Regions from separate parts of the Homo sapiens genome. Here region 1 is linked to region 2. A link is a loop called in an ENCODE intact Hi-C map of the cell type or tissue named here. Cell type or tissue: heart right ventricle. All regions are shown on one strand. Each heading gives the region's core, and the rest is flanking DNA. Links, peaks and the distances in the headings are about the cores only.

Region 1 (9,769 bases), core at 797-8,796, 310 kb before region 2:
ATTAGCTATATCTCCAAATGCTATCCCTCCTCCCTCCCCCCACCCCACAACAGGCCCTGGTGTGTGATGTTCCCCTTCCTATGTCCATGTGTTCTCATTGTTCAATTCCCACCTATGAGTGAGAACATGTGGTGTTTGGTTTTCTGTCCTTGGGATAGTTTGCTGAGAATGATGGTTTCCAGCTTCATCCATGTCCCTACAAAGGACATGAACTCATCATTTTTTATGGCTGCATAGTATTCCATGGTGTATATGTGCCACATTTTCTTAATCCAGTCTATCGTTGTTGGACATTTGGGTTGGTTCCAAGTCTTTGCTATTGTGAATAGTGCTGCAATAAACATACGTGTGCATGTGTCTTTATAGCAGCATGATTTATAATCCTTTGGGTATATATGAAGTAATGGGATTGCTAGGTCAAATGGTATTTCTAGTTCTAGATCCTTGAGGAATCACCACACTGACTTCCACAATGGTTGAACTAGTTTACAGTCCCACCAACAGTGTAAAAGTGTTCCTATTTCTCCACATCCTCTCCAGCACCTGTTGTTTCCTGACTTTTTAATGATCGCCATTCTAACTGGTGTGAGATGGTATCTCATTGTGGTTTTGATTTGCATTTCTCTGATGGCCAGTGATGATGAGCATTTTTTCATGTGTCTTTTGGCTGCATAAATGTCTTCTTTTGAGAAGTGTCTGTTCATATCCTTTGCCCACTTTTTGATGGGGTTGTTTGTTTTTTTCTTGTAAATTTATTGGAGTTCATTGTAGATTCTGGATATTAGCCCTTTGTCAGATGAGTAGATTGCAAAAATTTTCTCCCATTCTGTAAGTTGCCTGTTCACTCTGGTGGGAGTTTCTTTTGCTGTGCAGAAGCTCTTTAGTTTAATTAGATCCCATTTGTCAAGCTTCCTTTTTTTTTGAGATGGAGTCTGGCTCTATCACTCAGGCTGGAGGACAGTGGCCTGGTCTCCGCTCACTGCAACCTCCACTTCCTGGTTTCAAGTGATTCTCCTGTCACAGCCTCGCGAGTAGCAGGGATTACAGGCGTGCACCATCATGCCTGGCTAATTTTTGTACTTTTAGTAGAGACGGGATTTCGCCATGTCGTACCCGGCTGGTCTCGAATTCCTGACGTCGGGTGATCTGCCAGCCTTGGCCTCCCAAAGTGCTGGGATTACAGGTGTGAGCCACCAAGCCCGGCCTGCTTCCTTACTTCTACTTTTAGGTAATTTCTAAAATTTTTGACCAGGCATTAATTTCTATGATTAAAAGCAAACTGTTTTGTGTCATTTATTTTTTCTGATTAAAAAAGCAATGTTATTTTTTAAAGAAAAATTTGAAACTACAAAATACATTGATAAGAAAATAAAAAATTCACAATCCCAATATAGTGCATAAAATATCAACATTTTATTTGATTAGTACCTAAGCATTATCATATCTTTTTATAAAATTGGGCTCATGTCATACACAATATGTCATCACATTTCTACGTAACGTATTATAAATAATTTTCCATGGCTTTGAAGTGCTCTACAGCATCATTTTTCATGTCTTCACAATATTCAACATGAATGAACTATATCTGGTTTAATCAATTCTTGTACATACATCATTGTGCATGTCCCTAAAGTGGAAGAAAACTGTGGAGATTGAAAATAGGCTTTTGACTCATTCAGACCTGGATTCAAATCCTGTCTATACCACTTGCTGGATGTAACTTTAACCACATTTACTAAATTTTTCTAGATCTCATGTTTCTCACACACAGATAAGGCGATAATAATATCTTCCTTACTGAGTTATTGTGAGAACAAAATTGTATATATAAATTGTTTTGGTGCCTGGCACACAGCAATTGATAGCCTTGATTATTTTCTTAGAACACATTTCTAAAAGTAGAACTTTCGGGTGAAAGTGTATAACCATTTTGAAATTTCTTGAGGTACACTGCACTATAGAAAGAGTGTATAAATTTCACTGAAAAGAGGGAGTCAGGAAGAAGTTTTTTAAAAAATTAAACTTGTTTTGAGCCTTGTGTACCCAACGCAATAATGGGCTCATTCAGTAAAACAGACATGAAACAATACCCTCTCTAATCTATAATTGTTATAACCTGGCTCTTCCCCAGCCTTCTGTCCACCGGCTTTATTGCCCCCTGCTTCTAAAAGTGTCTTAGTTGAGTCTTCCCAGATTCTCCACAGCTTACTCCAGGGAAGCTCTCTTTAAGACTCTTCTCTACTGAAGACTTCCGGTGCTCCTTCACTTTGCACTGCTGGAGACTTCTGCAATCTCTGTAACATGCTCATGCTAAATCCTCCATCAGACTGCAAACTCCTGAAGTCCAGGGACCAAGGCTATGTTATGAAAATGAAATTGCTTTTGATTCTTTGGCTAACCACCCAAATCAGAACTGTTCAGGAAGATCTAAGATGTGGAAAAGTCGTACATACAGAATCTACCTTATAGGTGAGAAAATCTGGACTCTGGGAGGGAACATGCCCTTCCCAAGAGCACACACCAAGCAATGGAGCCTCGTTCCTGTCTCTCCACCTTACTGCTATCACCTCCAGCTGCCTCCCACCAGTTTCATGTTTTATTGCTCAATCTAAGCCCTGTGTTATCCGCTACACTATCTCAATTTGAAAAATCTTGCCCTTGACTCTTGCTTTTGTGCAGCCTACTGCCCTACTGTCAGTCCAGATCATTTCTGCATATGGACATCACACACACTCCCACCCACCACTCTTCCTTGAACTGGGGGAGGTAACAGAATCTGCGCCCACCCCGGCATTCCTGCACATCCTGAACATAAAAGCAGTTGTGAAACATGCAGAATCCTCCCCGATTTATTTCTTTTTACCTTACATCCCTTCCACTTTGATGTCAGTAGAATATTTGAAAGAAAAGAATCTAACGTGACCTACTACCCTGGAATGCCAAGAAAAACAATTACCAGGTCGATGGAGCTCAGGGAGCAGCTGGTGGACATGAATGAATGGGGCAAAAATAGTTTGTTTTCTAAACTCGTTCCACCTCAGGGTTGACCATCAGGTCTTTTGCTGGAGGCCGCCCAGAGCTCCCCACTTTCTGAACCTCAGTGACCCACAATCCATTCCTAAAAGGGAGAGCCTCCTGTCTTTCTCTCAGTTCCCTCAGGCTCTTAGCAGGACTCAATAAGAGCCCCAGAAATTTCCCAGAAGTAGGTGGATTTAAAAACACTTAAAATTGTAAGGGTGGGTGGTGGAGTCAGGTGGGAAGAAGCGAGTAGAGTTGGAAGGAGGATCTGCCCTCTTCTTAGGCCAGCTACAGAGTGATGCTAAATTGCTTAGGGGGGTAGTGAAGGTCACACGGAGCTCAGTTCTATCCTGCCCAGACCCCCAGAGCCTGTGATGACCAACATCTCCCCAGTTGTAGTGATTATCACAACTGGGCCCTTTTGTACAGCAGGATGGTGCTGTGGGGGATGAAGATCAATGTGGGCTTTGGAAAGGGCTATGTGGTGGTGCATAAGAATTTGATCCTTATTATGGCCAACAAGGCCAATCTTAATGTGGCCCTTCCTCCCCTCCCTGTCTTCCTCTTGCAGCAGTCAGTGGTCACTGATACTTTCTGCTCTACAAGCTACTTTCTGCCACAGGGCATTTACACTTGCTGTTACCCCTGTCTATATGGCATGCTGAACTTAGCACCACAAGTATGTACCAACGAACCTGCATAAAATATGATGGACCTATTACTGGTATTACCTGTCCTGCCTGTGGGCATTACTACACACACACACATACACACACACACACACACATACACATACACACACACACACCCTCACATCTCTGAGTGTATCTGCTATATCTTAGCATTACTAGTCCCTTCTCTTCATTCACATCTCTGATTGGCTGACTCCTCCTCAGAAAAGTCTTTCCTGGCTACTCTCTAAAATAGCAATCTCCCTCCCCCAGTCTATGCATCCTCTCTCTCCTTACCTTGAATCATTTTCTTTATCATGTAGTCTGCCTAAAGTAGAATTACTTACTTATGAGTTTGTTTTCGCTTCTATTCCTGCCCCAGATTCTAAACTCTATGAGAGCAGAAAATTATTTTACTCATTGATGAATCCCAAAGCCTAGAACAAAACCTGACTTATAGTAGGCACTGAATATGATATGCATTTATAATCAGTGACTAAAAGAACTTCCAGGAGTACTTTTGATTCATAAGGAAGAATTTTATGTAAACTGGGAGAGGTTTAATAGCTGAATCTGTCTCCCCTCTTCCCACTGAGTTCTTTGACTTTATTTTAATGGGTCAGAGTTTCCGTGGACTTAGTGCCTGAGTGGTTTCTACAGAGCTGGGGCACCCCCAAAAGCCAGGGCTCTTCCAGTATGAATGATGGAGGTGTTTCCAGAGGAAGTCATCTGAGAGAAGAGCTCTTTGCAAATGACTGCTCAGGGACCCAGGATGTACACTGACAACACACCCCACTTCTGCACCCAAGTCAAAAGCTTGTATTGAAGAGTGATATATCTTTTGTATGTCATACTTCAAATTCCATTGTTTACAGAGGAAGTACTATTGTTGACAAGCATAAGCCATTTAGAAATATGACAGAAGTTATGAGCCCTGAAAGAAAGGACAGTCCTCGAACTGGAAGGTTTGACCATGGAATTTCATTCTCTTTGCTCATTTATGTGTGCTGAAATGTTTCTTTTCAGCATTTGACTATAAAAAAGGCAAATGACTCAGAAGGGAGAGGAATTCATACAACCGCTAACTGTCCATTGGTAGCCGCGAGCTGTGAAAGATGAGGATCTAGTCTTGGTGTGGTAATATCTCTGTGCCACCAGGACAGTAATAAGTCCTTACATAAAATGTGGGCATGACTAGTGTTCACGAAGATTTCTGACTCTCCTCTCCTTCTGAGCACATATCCCTCAATGTAAGATGTATCCTTGTGACTTGCTTTGGCCAGTGAAATGTGAGTGGAAGGACGTTTGTCAATTCTGGTGGAGAATATTTTAGAGCCAGCACGAGTCTCCATGCTCTCTTTTCCTGTCACTGTGAACCTGAAGCCTGATATTGAGGTGACAGTGGAGATTCTGCAGTTTGGGCCTCTGAGCGTCTACCACCAACGAGTCCTCCCTTCGAACTCCCCCTTCAACCTGAAGTGAGCTTTGTTTTATGCACTGGGATTTTGGGGTTGTTTGTTATAGTGGAAGCTCAGCCTATCCTGACTGTAGCCTCCCTATAATAAATCAGGTTCTTTTCCCATACATTAACTCATGTGATGACCACTGCAACCCTGTGAGTTTCATTGCACAGATGAGGAAACTGAAGCTCAGATTCAAAAACTGATTCCAAAGCTGATTTAACGGATTCCAAAGTCAATTCCCTTCCCACTATACTATGTTGTCTTCTACTCTGAAGAAGATTCAACTTTTATGTTTCTCTGGATCCTGTGGGGCCCACAGCCCTTGTTCTGCAACTATGGCTTATTGGAGTTTGATTTGTTGTGGTCTACAGCCTCGCTGACCTTATGATTCAATGAAGGAATTGGAGAAATAAGCAAACACTTATTTTGACCCTAAGAAGCAAGTTAGAAAGCAGGCACACTATGAACACGTGGAAGGGCAGAGCATGCGCATCTGCATGAGGTCGGGAGGGCGTGAGAGAGCCTGGGGCTGGGCAGTGCAGTCCGTGTCCAGGGAAGCCTGACAGTCAGCAGGGGGAATGTGAGGTTGGACTGGGTCCTGGAAGACTTGGGTTCCAGGCCTGGCTCGGCCAGCCTTGGTGACTCACCTTTCTGGGCCAACCTCCCAGCTGTGGAATAAGCATTTTGGATTCCAACCCTGCCTGCACATTAGCATCACCTGGGGAGCTTTAAAAAGACAAATCACCACCCAGCCTCAGAGATTCTGATTCAGCAGATCAGGGGCAGCACACAGGCCTCTGTAGTTTTAAACAACTTTTAAAAGGACACTGAAGCACAGGCAGATTTGGGCGTCACGGCGCTAGACCATTCTAGGATGCCCTTTCTGTTGTTTCAGTGCCTGGGATCCACCCTCACGACCCATCTGTTTCTGCCAAAGGTGTTTTAGCTATCCCTGGAGTCCACCCAGACCTCTGGGAAAACTTGTCTGAGGCCTGTGCCAGAACTCCAGTGGCCACTCAAAGTCAGAAATTCCAGAGGGACTGTGGGATTCCATGGGGCTTCAAATCCACTTCCCAAGCTATGCCATTGTGAGGAAAGTAAGACAAAGTGTCGAGGGGCTGGGAAGATTAGTAAGCAAAAGGCTTCCCTGAGACAGCATCTAAACTTGCACGGAAGACAGCCTTTCTAGACCAGAGCAGTTTCATCCCAAAGCAGGTCCTTGGACACTGCTCCCTCTCAAATCCCATCCACCAGGAAATGCTTTCCTGGCCTACACAGAACTAGCTGGCTTACTGCAAAGCTTCTTCAGATTTTCCTCTTGATAGACCCCCGCCCCAGGACTTCTCTGCCCTTTAAATTCTGGCATCCTGACACTGGCAGCATTAGCTGTGGGCTTGGTTGAAGAAGAAACTGCAGCAATGCCAGGGAATCAGCAGGAAGACCTCCAGCTTCCCCACAGCCTCTTGGCAGAACTCAGGGTGGCCTCTCAGCTGGTATACTGCAGCCAGGCTGCTGGGTACTTGCCTGGACCTAGTGCCAGGCCCCACAGCAGAGGGCAAGGTGTGTGGCTGCCTTGGTTGGCAAGTGCATTCCAATTCCTAGGAATCTCATGGAATCGTGCTGTGAATTAGCTACCTCACAGCCTCTACCCAGCTAACTACCCTCCTCTGCCAATTCTAGCTCTAATTTTTTTGTCCATTCCTCCCTCTGCCATCATCCTACTTCAGGTCCTTTCTTCCTCTTGCTTGACTCTGATGTGATGGCATCCCAGATAATCTTCCCACCTCTGTTCTCTCATCCTCCAACTTATAATATGCAGTTCTGCCAAGATGATCTCCCTAAGCCACAGCTCTCATTCTGCCACTCCTAAATTAAAAAACAAAACAAACAAAAAAACAAATTCCCAGTTGTCTCCATCATAGTTCAGGTTTTCTGGAAATAGAGTTCGAGCAGGAGAATTGCATGCAGAAAGTTTCCTGGGGAATGCTCTCGGGAGACAGACCTGTAAGGAAGTAAGGAAGACAGGATAGGCCCCAGAAAGAAGCTGGCCCACAGGTGGTGATACCTGAGGCCTCTGCTGGTTCTATCGGGAGTTCTGGATTTGGGATGGCCCTGCAGAGTAGTCCCAAATTGAGCCCAGTTTCCAGACATCAGCCATTCATTGGTCACAGTCTACCCCACCCCACAAAGGGGGCATATTCCCAGGTAACACAGCTCCCTGCAGCCGAAGGCAGTGCCTAGTGAGGAACACAGCTCGGAGACATCAGCAGGTGATGCTCCCAGCAGCCAGGGCATGGCTCTGTGGACCCTGAGCAGGGCTCTAAGAAGGGGACCCCATTATCCACTTCTGTTTCTTCAGCTTGGCACTCATGCCTACCTCCCATTCTGCTATAGAACCCACCCCTCCCTTTTTTTCTCTTTTGTCTTTCTTTTTTATTATGGTACAAATATATACAAATTTGCCATCATAACCATTTTTACATGGACAGTTCTGTGGTATTAATTTACAATGTTGTGCATCTGTCATCACTATCCATTTCCAAAACTTTTTCATCACCCCAAACAGAAACTCTGTAATCATTAAGCAGTAACTCCCATTCCCTACTTCCCCGAGCCCTGGTAACCTCTAAACTACTTTCTGCCTCTGTGAATTTTCCTATTCTAGATATTTCATATATGTGGGATCATACATTTGTCCCTCTGTGACTGGCTTCATTCACTCAGTATGACTTTCAAGGTTCACCCATGTTGTGGCATGTATCAGAACTTCACTCCTTTTGATAGCTGAACAATATTCCATTGTATGGATAAACCCTGTTTTGTTTATCCATTTATTTGTTAATGGACATGTGGGCTGTTTTTACCTTTGTATCATAGTCAATAATGGTGCAATAAACATTAGTATTCAAAATATCTGAGTTCCTGCTTTCAGTTCTTTGGAATATACACCAAGAAGTAGAATTATCCACTCCTCTCGTAAACACCTAGGTTTCTGTTGAAACCATTCACCAGCCCTGGACCATGACTCATGATTCCCTGCCTCCAGAGACCAGTATATTCTGACCTTTCCACCCGGAACCCCCTTCTTCCCTTCTCCACATATCAAAATCGTCTCCATTTGTGCTAGGCAGAAAAAAAAGTGTCCCCTCCCCAAAGATATATTCATTTCCTAATCCCCAGAACCTTTGAATATTACCTAACATGGCAAAAATTGTTGAGGTAAGCATCTTGAGAGGGGATTATCCTGGATTATCTAGGGGGTCCTGAGTGCCATCACATGTATCGTTGTAAGAGGGGACAAGGGAGAGTAGGCAGACACACACAGAGAAGGCAACGTGAAGGCAGAGACAGAGTTTGGAATGATGCAGCCCCAAACTAAGAAACACCGAGGATTGCCGGCAGCCACCAGAAGGTGGAAGAGACACGGAACCGATTCTCCCCTGGACATGCCTGGGTTGTGAAATCTTTAAGCAGGCATGAAGGCTTATGCACCAAAGTATTTCATTTAAATTCACGTGGTAAGTATTTAGCATGAGCCAGGCTGTGTTCCAGAGACCAAGCCCTCAGATTGGAACCCATATATTTTTTCCAGTTTTTAATTTTGTAAGTAATTCATTTGATCAACAAATATTTATTGAACAGTTACTCTGTGCCAAACACTGTTTGGGGATCCAGGAATACAATGGTTAACAAAATAAACATCCCTTAGTCCTTGACACCCCCCAAATAGTCCTTGTCCTCATGAAAGAGACAGAAAATAAACACATCTATATACATTTATATGTATTTCATGACGAGAAATGATAAATGTTATAAAGAATTTTGGAAGTAATATATAAATACATGCTCATTATAAAAAAGAAATAGAAAAGATGAAGTAAAAAATGAAAGTACACTTCAGCACTACCTCTAATTCCATGCTGCTCCCAGAGGTAACCACCGTTAGCAGTATGCATCCTTCCTAGCTTCTTTCTGTGCAGTTATATAAACCTTACAAATCACCTATATGGGTATTTTTTGCATAAACAGAATATACTTTATGCGTTGCCCTGAATCTCAGCATAGAATTACACATAGAATAAATGTTTGCTCTGTATAGGTTGATGAGTATTGAGTTTCTTAAACTTCTCAAAAGGCCCACCCACCTAATGCTGAGCATCAGGGCCAGGTCCAAGGTAAGCAGCTGGTTCTCCGGCTTCTTCTGTTAGTGGGTGTGTGCTTTGGTGAGCACCTTGGGTGCAGAGAAGAGATGTGAACAAAGCACTGTTTGCCAGCCATGTGGAGGAGGTGGAGGTGACACCTCCCTGGGCACCAGAGTACAATATGTGTGTAGACAGTCTTTCTGTTTCCAGCCCCAGTGTTACCCCGTTTAGTTCTTTTTGGAGATGGAGAAAGGCTTCTTTGCGTTCAGAGTCTGTATTGAAGATTTGGGACAGCCACAGGCCAGATCCCTAACCCTGGTCTGAGAGGTATCTTTCATCCCTCAACAGACATTTTCAGAATAAAGTACCAGACAGGGTACCAGGCCCTGGCCATGACCACTTCCAGAATAATCCCAGGAATGGAGTGGAGTGGCAAATCCAGGTGCAGGAGTCCGCATCCCACTTGCCTCCT
Region 2 (8,797 bases), core at 1-8,000:
AAGAAATTCAATAGATGGTCCAATGATGAGCTTAAAGGTTTAGGAAATTAGACCTAAGAAAGAAAGCTAAATAATGCCTTTCTTTGGTCTAAAGGACATAAAAGAATTGAATATGTAAGAAGTAGGCAGTTGCTATTATGGGTCCAATTTAAAATAAATAATAGGGTGACTATCAGAACATACATAAAAGATTAAGCAACTGACAAGAAGGAACATTCTGTTTATAAAACTGATAAGCAGTAAGGCTGGCCAGAAGCAAAATGGAGTGCAACAGAAACTAACTCAAGCATCTATCCACAGTACAAAGCTCAGAAAAGATGAAAGTAGGAATATGAAAACCAATATGAAATACAAGAAAGGACAGTTGGATAGTGAGATTTGGACACGCTGTATTTCTTATAAAGGCCAGAGGTATAAAGTGCTTTGACTCATTCATTCTACATTCATTACTAGGGAAAAGAGTATCAGTCCTGTCTACCCCTTTAAGAGCTTACTTCTAAAAGGGCAAGTCAGCACATTTTAAATCAATATTGCAATTTTTGAATAGACATTTTCCTTCAGAAAGGATAATCTGTTCACATTCAAACCTGGTCTAAATTAAACTCTCTTTTAAACCAACAATTTACCTTCTCCCTTCCTGACTCTACACTCAACAAAACAACCTTTTGACAATTAACTTGTTTCCCAGTATGCTGACCCTAGAAAGAGGGTACCCTAAGAGGAAAACATACATCAATTCTTACACCAAGCATAAATTATTCCCCATTCTTAAGTTTGTTGAGTATAATTAACACAAAATAGTTTTCCAAAGGTATAATCAACCATAAGTAGCTTAAATTTTGTTTCTTGAATTCAAGAGGAAACTAGGCCCTAGAGAGGCTAGTGCATTAATCGGTTGAATAAAGTGATGAATCAGTACAGAACATTTCAAATACAGGGAAGAGATATTACACTGGCAATAGTGAAACACGGTTCTGCTTACACTTTAGTGTAAGAGTGAACAAATAGGAAGTAATCTGTGATTCTATCGCTGCTAAGCCCTGGAACATTTACTAAGAGAATAGAAACTTTTACTCTGGAGATTTTTTTCTCTTTTAAAATAATGGATAGGCAAGTGGTTTTGGGGGCTGTTTTGGGGTTTCAACTCTCAGAGAAAATTCAGTTAATTAGATGGCCTTGGGAAATTTTTTCTGTGTTATTCTATTATTCTCCATCCTTACAAAAAAAAAGTTATCTACTAAGAGCATTAGGAGATCTTCTGATATAGTACGTAAGGATCATCAAAGATGTCTCTGACAAAAATTTCTGCCTGCTACTATTGCAAGAGTAACCATAAGATAAAATTGTTCACCATAACAACATACTGCTACAAGTATTTCTTAGGAAATACATGTGTTGTTCCCAACCCTGTTCCTCCTCTATATCACCCTGCTTTACAATATGACTTGACCAGGTGTTCACTGGGATGAAAGATTAGAAGCCAAGAGTAGGTCCCTCACTTCTCCCTTTCACTTCGAACCCCTCAGCAGGGCTTAATGTCTAGCTTTGAAGCCCAACAGACTAGCTCTTATACTTACTAGTTATATGATCTAAGACAAGCTATTTAACCTTTTTGAGCATTTTCTCATTTCTCAAATAGGTAAAATAGCTATATACATCTCAAGATGCTTTTGCTAATACAATTATGTACAACAATCACCTTGTCCAGAAGGAAAAAATGGAGGGAGGGAGGGATAAATTACAGTACAGACCACTAAATGCTAAACATGTAAGCACAAGAGGCAAGAAAAACAAAAGAACAGCACCAAACTCAGCGTCATGGCATTGTAAAAGCATGAGGTGTGACAGTATACACATGGTAAACGAGGAAGGACCAGTAGTGCAGGAGAGCTGGGTCTTATGGTGTGTGAAGAGAAAAGACGAGGCTGGAGAAACAGGGCCTGAGGGCCATGTTAAGGAGGGGGACCATGGCCAGTTTTACCCAAGGATGTACCATGATCAAATGTGCTTCTGTAGGAGGACCACTCTGGTGGCACTGTACAAGACAAACCAACCTGGGCCAGGGCTGGAGGCAAGAAGATAACCTACATACACAATCTCTTCTTTATTTAGATAGTTTTGTCATTGTTTTAAGTAACATTCTCCCTCCCCTTTTAATCCAAATGATAGCTACTTCACAAGGGGTCTCCAACTGAAAAATGACTGGGTCTCACAGACAAGATCTATACAATCTGGTATAAGTACCAAAGGATTCAAAGTAAAAATGAGAAAATATGGAAAAAAATGTTCATTTCCACTAGGAATCAATGAGCTTCTAGCCAAGATGGATTAACAGGGACCAGATTCATTCTCCCACCTTAAACAACTAAAAACACCAGATAAAATACATGAACCATTTTCAGACATCAGACATTAAGCAACTCAAGGCAGTGGTCCCTGGAGGAGGGAACCAATGAGGTGAGCCCTACAATTGCTGGAGTCTACTGCCTAGAGAAAGTTTTCAGGCCACAGAGCAGGGAGGAGGAAGCTAGGTGGCGCCCAGCAGACACATGAGTTGAGAAGATAGGGTGGGAGTTTAGGGAACTTTGAGTGGCTACAGTTCTTCAAGACTGAGTGTGGAAGGGAAAAGAGCTGCACAGATAGAGAACCCCAGAAATCTGCAGATTCCCCTTTGAGTACCAGTGTGAGAAAACTACCCAAGACTGGGAAAAGGACTACCCAAGAAGAAAATGTTTTTTTTTTTAAAAAAAAAAGCCCCAGAACTCACACAGGGCCAGGTATAGTTCATGTTCCCACCAGCCATGGTGAGAAAACCTCATTAACACCCGGATCACAGGGTTAAGCAGTCAGAAGGGTATTGAATAACATGGCGAAATTTGCTGATCTAAAAGCAAATCTTCCAAGGATCAAACTGATTCCAAGTAACTTCACTGTGTCCCAGAACAAAGCTTAAGAATATTTTTTAAAGTACAAGACTATCCAGCACCCAGCAATATAATGTGCCCTAGTGATTCACTAGAGATCATATGTCTAGTGATCAAAAACTACCAGGCATGCAAAAAGTAGAAAACCGTAACATTTAACCAGGAAGCGAAACTAACCAATAAAAACACATTCAGAAATAACACAACAGAACTAGTAGACAAGAACATTAAGTTATGATAGCTATACTCCGTATGTTCAAGAAGGCACAGAAAAACATAAGCATGTTAAGGAGAGCCACAGAACACATATATAAAAGACCCAAATTAATCTAGAGATGAAAATACACTAGATGAGATTAACAGCAGATAAAACACTATAGAAGACCGATGAACTTGAGTCATAACAATAGAAATTACCTGAAAACAAAACACACACACACAGGGGGTGGGAGGGAAGGCTCAGAAGGAGAAAAAAACCCATAAACACACCCAAAAACTGGAAAATGAACTGAGCATCAGTGACGTGGGATAGCTTCAGGCAGCCCAATATATGTGTAATTGGAGGCCCTGAAGGAGAAGTGATGGAAGAGGGGGCAAAAAAAAAAACTAAAGAAATCATGGCCAAATTTTTTTTCCAAATGAAACAAATTTACAGATCCAAGAAGATCAATAAACCTCAGGAAAAATACATATGAAGAAAACTGCACCAAAAGACATCATAATCAAATTGCTTAAAACCAGTGATAAGGAGAAAAATATTAAAACAGCCAGGGGTGGGGGGTAGAGGGAGTACATTACATACAAAGATACAAAAATAAAAATGACAGTAAATTTCTCTTCTGAAACAATACAAATCAGAAGACAGTGGAGCAACATCTTTAAAGTACTGAAAGAAAAAACTATTTACCTACAATTCATTCAAAAATTAATGCAAAAGAAAGACTTTTTTAGACATACAGAATCTGAAAGAGTACCAACAGACCTGCACTATAAGAAATGCTAGCCTGGCGGGGTGCAGTGGCTCACACCTGTAATCCCAGCACTTTGGGAAGCCGAGGTGGGCGGATCACTGGAGGTCAGCAGTTTGAGACCAGCCTGGCCAACATGGTGAAACCCCATCTCTACTAAAAATACAAAAATTAGCCAGGCATGGTGGCACACATTTGTAATCCCAGCTACTCGGGAGGCTGAGGCAGGAGAATCACTTGAACCCGGGAGGCGGAGGTTGCAGTGAGCCGAGATCATGCCACTGTACTCCAGCCTGGGTGAGAGAGAGAGACTCCTCTCAAAAAAAAAAGAGAAAGAAAAGAAAAGAAAAGAAATTAATTAATTCTAGGCTGGGTACAGTGGCACACACGTACAGTCCCAGCACTTTGGGAAGCTGAGGCAGGAGGATGACTTGAGCCCAGGAGATCAAGACCATCCTGGGCAACATGAATAAACCCGCTCTCTACAAAAAATACAAAAATTAGCCAAGTGTGGTGACATGAGTCTGTAGTCCCAGCTACTCAGGACGCTGAGGTGGGAGGATCGTTTGAGCCCAGAAGGTCAAGGCCATAGTGAGCTATGATTCCACTACTGTGCTTCAGCTGGGGAGACAGAGCGAGACCTTGTCTCAAAAAACAAAACAAAACAGAAAAGAAATGCTGAAGAAATTCCTTCTAGCAGAAGAGAAAATGACAGCAGACAGATATCTGGGTCTACACAAATGACTTATGAGCACCAGAAATGGTAAATATGTGGACAAATGTGAAATATTTTACCTTATTCTTAAAATATTTTAAAAAATAATTGTTTACAGCAATACTTTTTTTTAAATTCCAGCCTGGGAAACATGGCGTAACCCCATCTCTACAAAAAATACAAACAAAAATTAGCCAGGTATGGTGGTGCACATATACGGGAAGCTGAGGCAAGAGGATCCCTTGAGCCCAGGAGGTTGAGGCTGTAGTGAGCCATGATTGTGCCACTGCACTCCAGCCTGGGTGACAGAGCAAGACCCTGTCAAAAAAGAACAAAGAACTGCAGATCTTGATTAACTAGAAAAATCACTTAAAAGAAAACTGAGGGCTAATATGATTGTAGGTGTGGTCACAGAGTGGGATCTATTCAGTTATGGAATAAATTGGGGTGAAGGCAGGTTCAGAGCACGATCATCAGACAAGTGTTTTTGATTAATAAACACTTAATAATAAGCAGTGGGTTTTTGATTAATAAAACACCACACAGGTATCAAAGGAAAAGTAAAGGGGAGGGTAAAGTAAAAAGAAATGAAATTTAGTATCAGACAACAGATTTCAGAGCAAAAAATATTATTAGATATTACCCAGGATCAATAAAAGTCATTTCCTAACAATAAAGGAGCCAATTCTTAACAGCCCTACAATGCTGCTCATTCACAGGAAAAAAAATGGGCAAATGAAAATAATAAATTATCTGCTTTGAGTTATCTTTGGTTTATCGAATTAAAAATAAATTTTTAATAACGGGGAAAATACTTCGTTGGGAGAAAATTCTATATGAATATTTTGATATTTCTGCATGGTCAGGGCTTTCCAAGCAAAGGACACTGACGAGTTGATTGAATAGCAAAGGCCTTGAAAGGCAGAGACAGTATCTCCCTAAAGATAAAGAAATCTGGAGAAATTTAGAAATGTAAACCTCTTTACTTCCTGTTCCTGAAACATGTGCTTATACTCCAGGATAATAAACTTAGTGATACCTTCCCTCTCAACCCTGGAGATTTGCTTAATAAGTAATCTCAATCTCTCTCACTCTCTCCCCAGAGAAGAGGATGGGCAGATGTGCCAGTAATTTCTATTTAAATGAATCTCAGAAGTTTAGGGTTCTTCTCCTTTGGTGCAACTTCCTGCATGCACAGGGATCTCACCTGGTTCTCATCCCATCCCCTCACTCACCGTGGTGACCGGTGCTTTGAAAACAAAAAAACTAGGCCGGATGCAGTGGCTCATGCCTGTAATCCCAGCACTTTGGAAGGCCAAGGCAGGCGGATCACCTAAGGTCAGGAGTTTGAGACGAGCCTGGCCAACATGGGGAAACTCTGTCTCTACTAAAAATACAAAAAATAGCCAGGCGTGGTGTCATGTGCCTGTAATCCCAGCTATTCAGGAGTCTGAGGCAGGAGAATCGCTTGAACCCAGGAGGCGGAGGTTGCAGTGAGCCAAGATTGTGCCATTGCACTCCAGCCTGGGTGACAGAGTGAGACTCCATCACAAAAAAAAAATAATAATAAATAAACAGAAATTAGTGCTAAGGTATTGCTATGGCTGCTGCATTTTGCTGTAATAAACCATCCTTCTCTGTGATCCAAAAAGCCTCATGTCTCTTGCTAGAATATATATATGTATAAAATATACATATATTACACATAATTGTGTAATTTACAACTATAATATAGAATATATGTATATTATATAGATTATATATTATTCTATGTGTATAACATAGCTTATATGTGTATAATTATGTATATGTATATTATATGTGTTTTATATGTATATGTATGTAATATATACACATATACACACACACTCTTGAAAGCAGGGAAACTCTCAGACCCGTCACAGTTTCTGACGTAACATACTTATGACAAAAAGTCACCACAGACCTACCACTCAGCTATCCATGATTCTTATTTTGATGTATTCTCTTCTGAATTTTCTTTCTATAATGAACATCTGGTACTTCTGATCTTTAAGACTATAAAAAGTTTAACTATCAGAGTCCAGAATCAAGATGGCCGAATAGGAGCAGCTCCGATCTGCATCTCCCAGCGTGATCAATGCAGAAGACGGTGATTTCTGCATTTCCAACAGAGGTACTGGGTTCATCTCATTAGGACTGGTTCACCTGGGAAGCACAAGGGGTCAGGGAATTCCCTTTCCTAGCCAAGGGAAGCCGTGACAGATGGTACCTGGGAAATCGGGACACTCCCACCCTAATACTGCGCTTTTCCAACAGTCTTAGCAAACGGCACACCAGGAGATTATATCCTGCAGCTGGCTCGGCGGGTCCCCCACCCATGGAGCTTTGCTCACTGCTATAACAGCAGTCCAAGATGGAACTGCGAAGGTGGCAGTGAAGCTGGGGGAGGGGCGTCTGCCATTCCTGAGGCTTGACTAGGTAAACAAAGCAGCCAGGAAGCTCGAACCGAGTGGAGCCCACCACAGCTCAAGGAGGCCTGCCTGCCTCTGTAAACTGCACCTCTGGCGGCAGGGCATAGCTGAACAAAAGGCAGCGGAAACTTCTGCAGACTTAAACGTCCCTGTCTGACAGCTTTGAAAAGAGTAGTGGTTCTTCCAGCATGGAGTTTGAGATCTGAGAATGGACAGACTGCCTCCTCAAGTGGGTCCCTGACCCCCAAGTAGCCTAACTGGGAGACACCTCCCAGTCGAGGCCGACTGACACCTCATACAGGTGGGTGCCCTTCTGGGACAAAGCTTCTAGAGGAAGGATCAGGCAGCAACATTTGCTGTTCTGCAATATTTGCTGTTCTACAGCCTCCGCTGGTGATACCCAGGCAAACAGGGTCTGGAGTGGACCTCCAGCAAACTCCAACAGACCTGCAGCTGAGGGTCCTGACTATTAGAAGGAAAACTAACAGAAAGGAATAGCATCAACATCAACAAAAAGGACATCCACACCAAAACCCCATATGTAGGTCAGCATCATCAAAAACCAAAGGTAGATAAAACCACAAAGATGGGGAGAAACCAGAACAGAAAAGCTGAAAATTCTCAAAACCAGAGTGCCTCTTCTCCTCCAAAGGATCGCAGCTCCTCACCAGCAATGGAACAAAGCTGCACGGAGAATGACTTAGACAAGTGACAGAAGTAAGCTTCAGAAGATCGGTAATAACAAACTTCTCTGAGGTAAAGGATGATGTTTGAACCCATCACAAAGAAGCTAAAAACCCTGAATTCTACCAGAGATACAAAGATGAGCTGGTACTATTCCTTCTGAAACTATTCCAATCATTAGAAAAAGAGGGAACCTCCCTAACTCATTTTATGAGGCCAGCATCAGCCTGATACCAAGACATAACAAAAAAAGAGAATTTTAGACCAATATCCCTGATGAACATCGATGCAAAAATCCTCAATAAAATACTGGCAAACAGAATCCAGTAGCACATCAAAAAGCTTATCCACCATGATCAAGTTGGCTTCATCCCTGGGATGCAAGGCTGGTTCAACATACACAAATCAATAAACGTAATCCATCATATAAACAGAACCAAAGACAAAAACCACGACTATCTCAACAGACGCAGAAAAGGCCTTCGACAAATTTCAACAGCCCTTCATGCTAAAAACTCTCAATATACTAGGTATTGATGGGACATATCTCAAAATAATAAGAGCTATTTATGACAAACCCACAGCCAATATCATACTGAATGGGCAAAAACTGGAAGCATTCCCTTTGAAAACTGGCACAAGACATGAATGCCCTCTCTCACCACTCCTATTCAACATAGTGTTGGAAGTTCTGGCCAAGGCAATCAGGCAGGAGAAAAAAATAAAGTGTATTCAATTAGGAGGAAGTCAAATTGTCCCTGTTTGCAGATGACATGATTGTATATTTAGAAAACCCCATTGTCTCAGCCCAAAATCTCCTTAAGGTGATAAGCTACTTCAGCAAAGTCTCAAGATACAAAATCAATGTGCAAAAATCACAAGCATTCCTATACACCAATAACAGACAAACACAGAGCCAAATCATGAGTGAACTCCCATTCACAATTGCTTCAAAGAGAATAAAATACCCAGGAATCCAACTTACAAGGGATGTGAAGGACCTCTTCAAGGAGAACTACAAACCACTGCTCAATGAAATAAAAGAGGACACAA

The links. A loop is a pair of places that touch in the nucleus more often than their neighbours do. Peaks named below come from ENCODE experiments on the same cell type or tissue, not always from the same donor. Only the 100,000 strongest peaks of a DNase experiment are listed, where the experiment ranks them.
Region 1: it touches region 2 in a loop (5-fold over the local background); 5 of 110 quality-filtered maps call a loop at or near these places.

The regions. Positions count from the first base shown.
Region 1 is chr1:165,377,533-165,387,301 of GRCh38, forward strand. No RefSeq gene overlaps it. Among named protein-coding and RNA genes, the nearest start is that of LMX1A, 26 kb to the left of the region's middle. In heart right ventricle, for the core only: no CTCF peak of the experiment used is centred there; a DNase peak (open chromatin) is centred at 5,735.
Region 2 is chr1:165,683,776-165,692,572 of GRCh38, forward strand. All of the region lies in intron 2 of ALDH9A1 (aldehyde dehydrogenase 9 family member A1), which reads right to left. Among named protein-coding and RNA genes, the nearest start is that of ALDH9A1, 10 kb to the right of the region's middle. In heart right ventricle, for the core only: no CTCF peak of the experiment used is centred there; no DNase peak of the experiment used is centred there.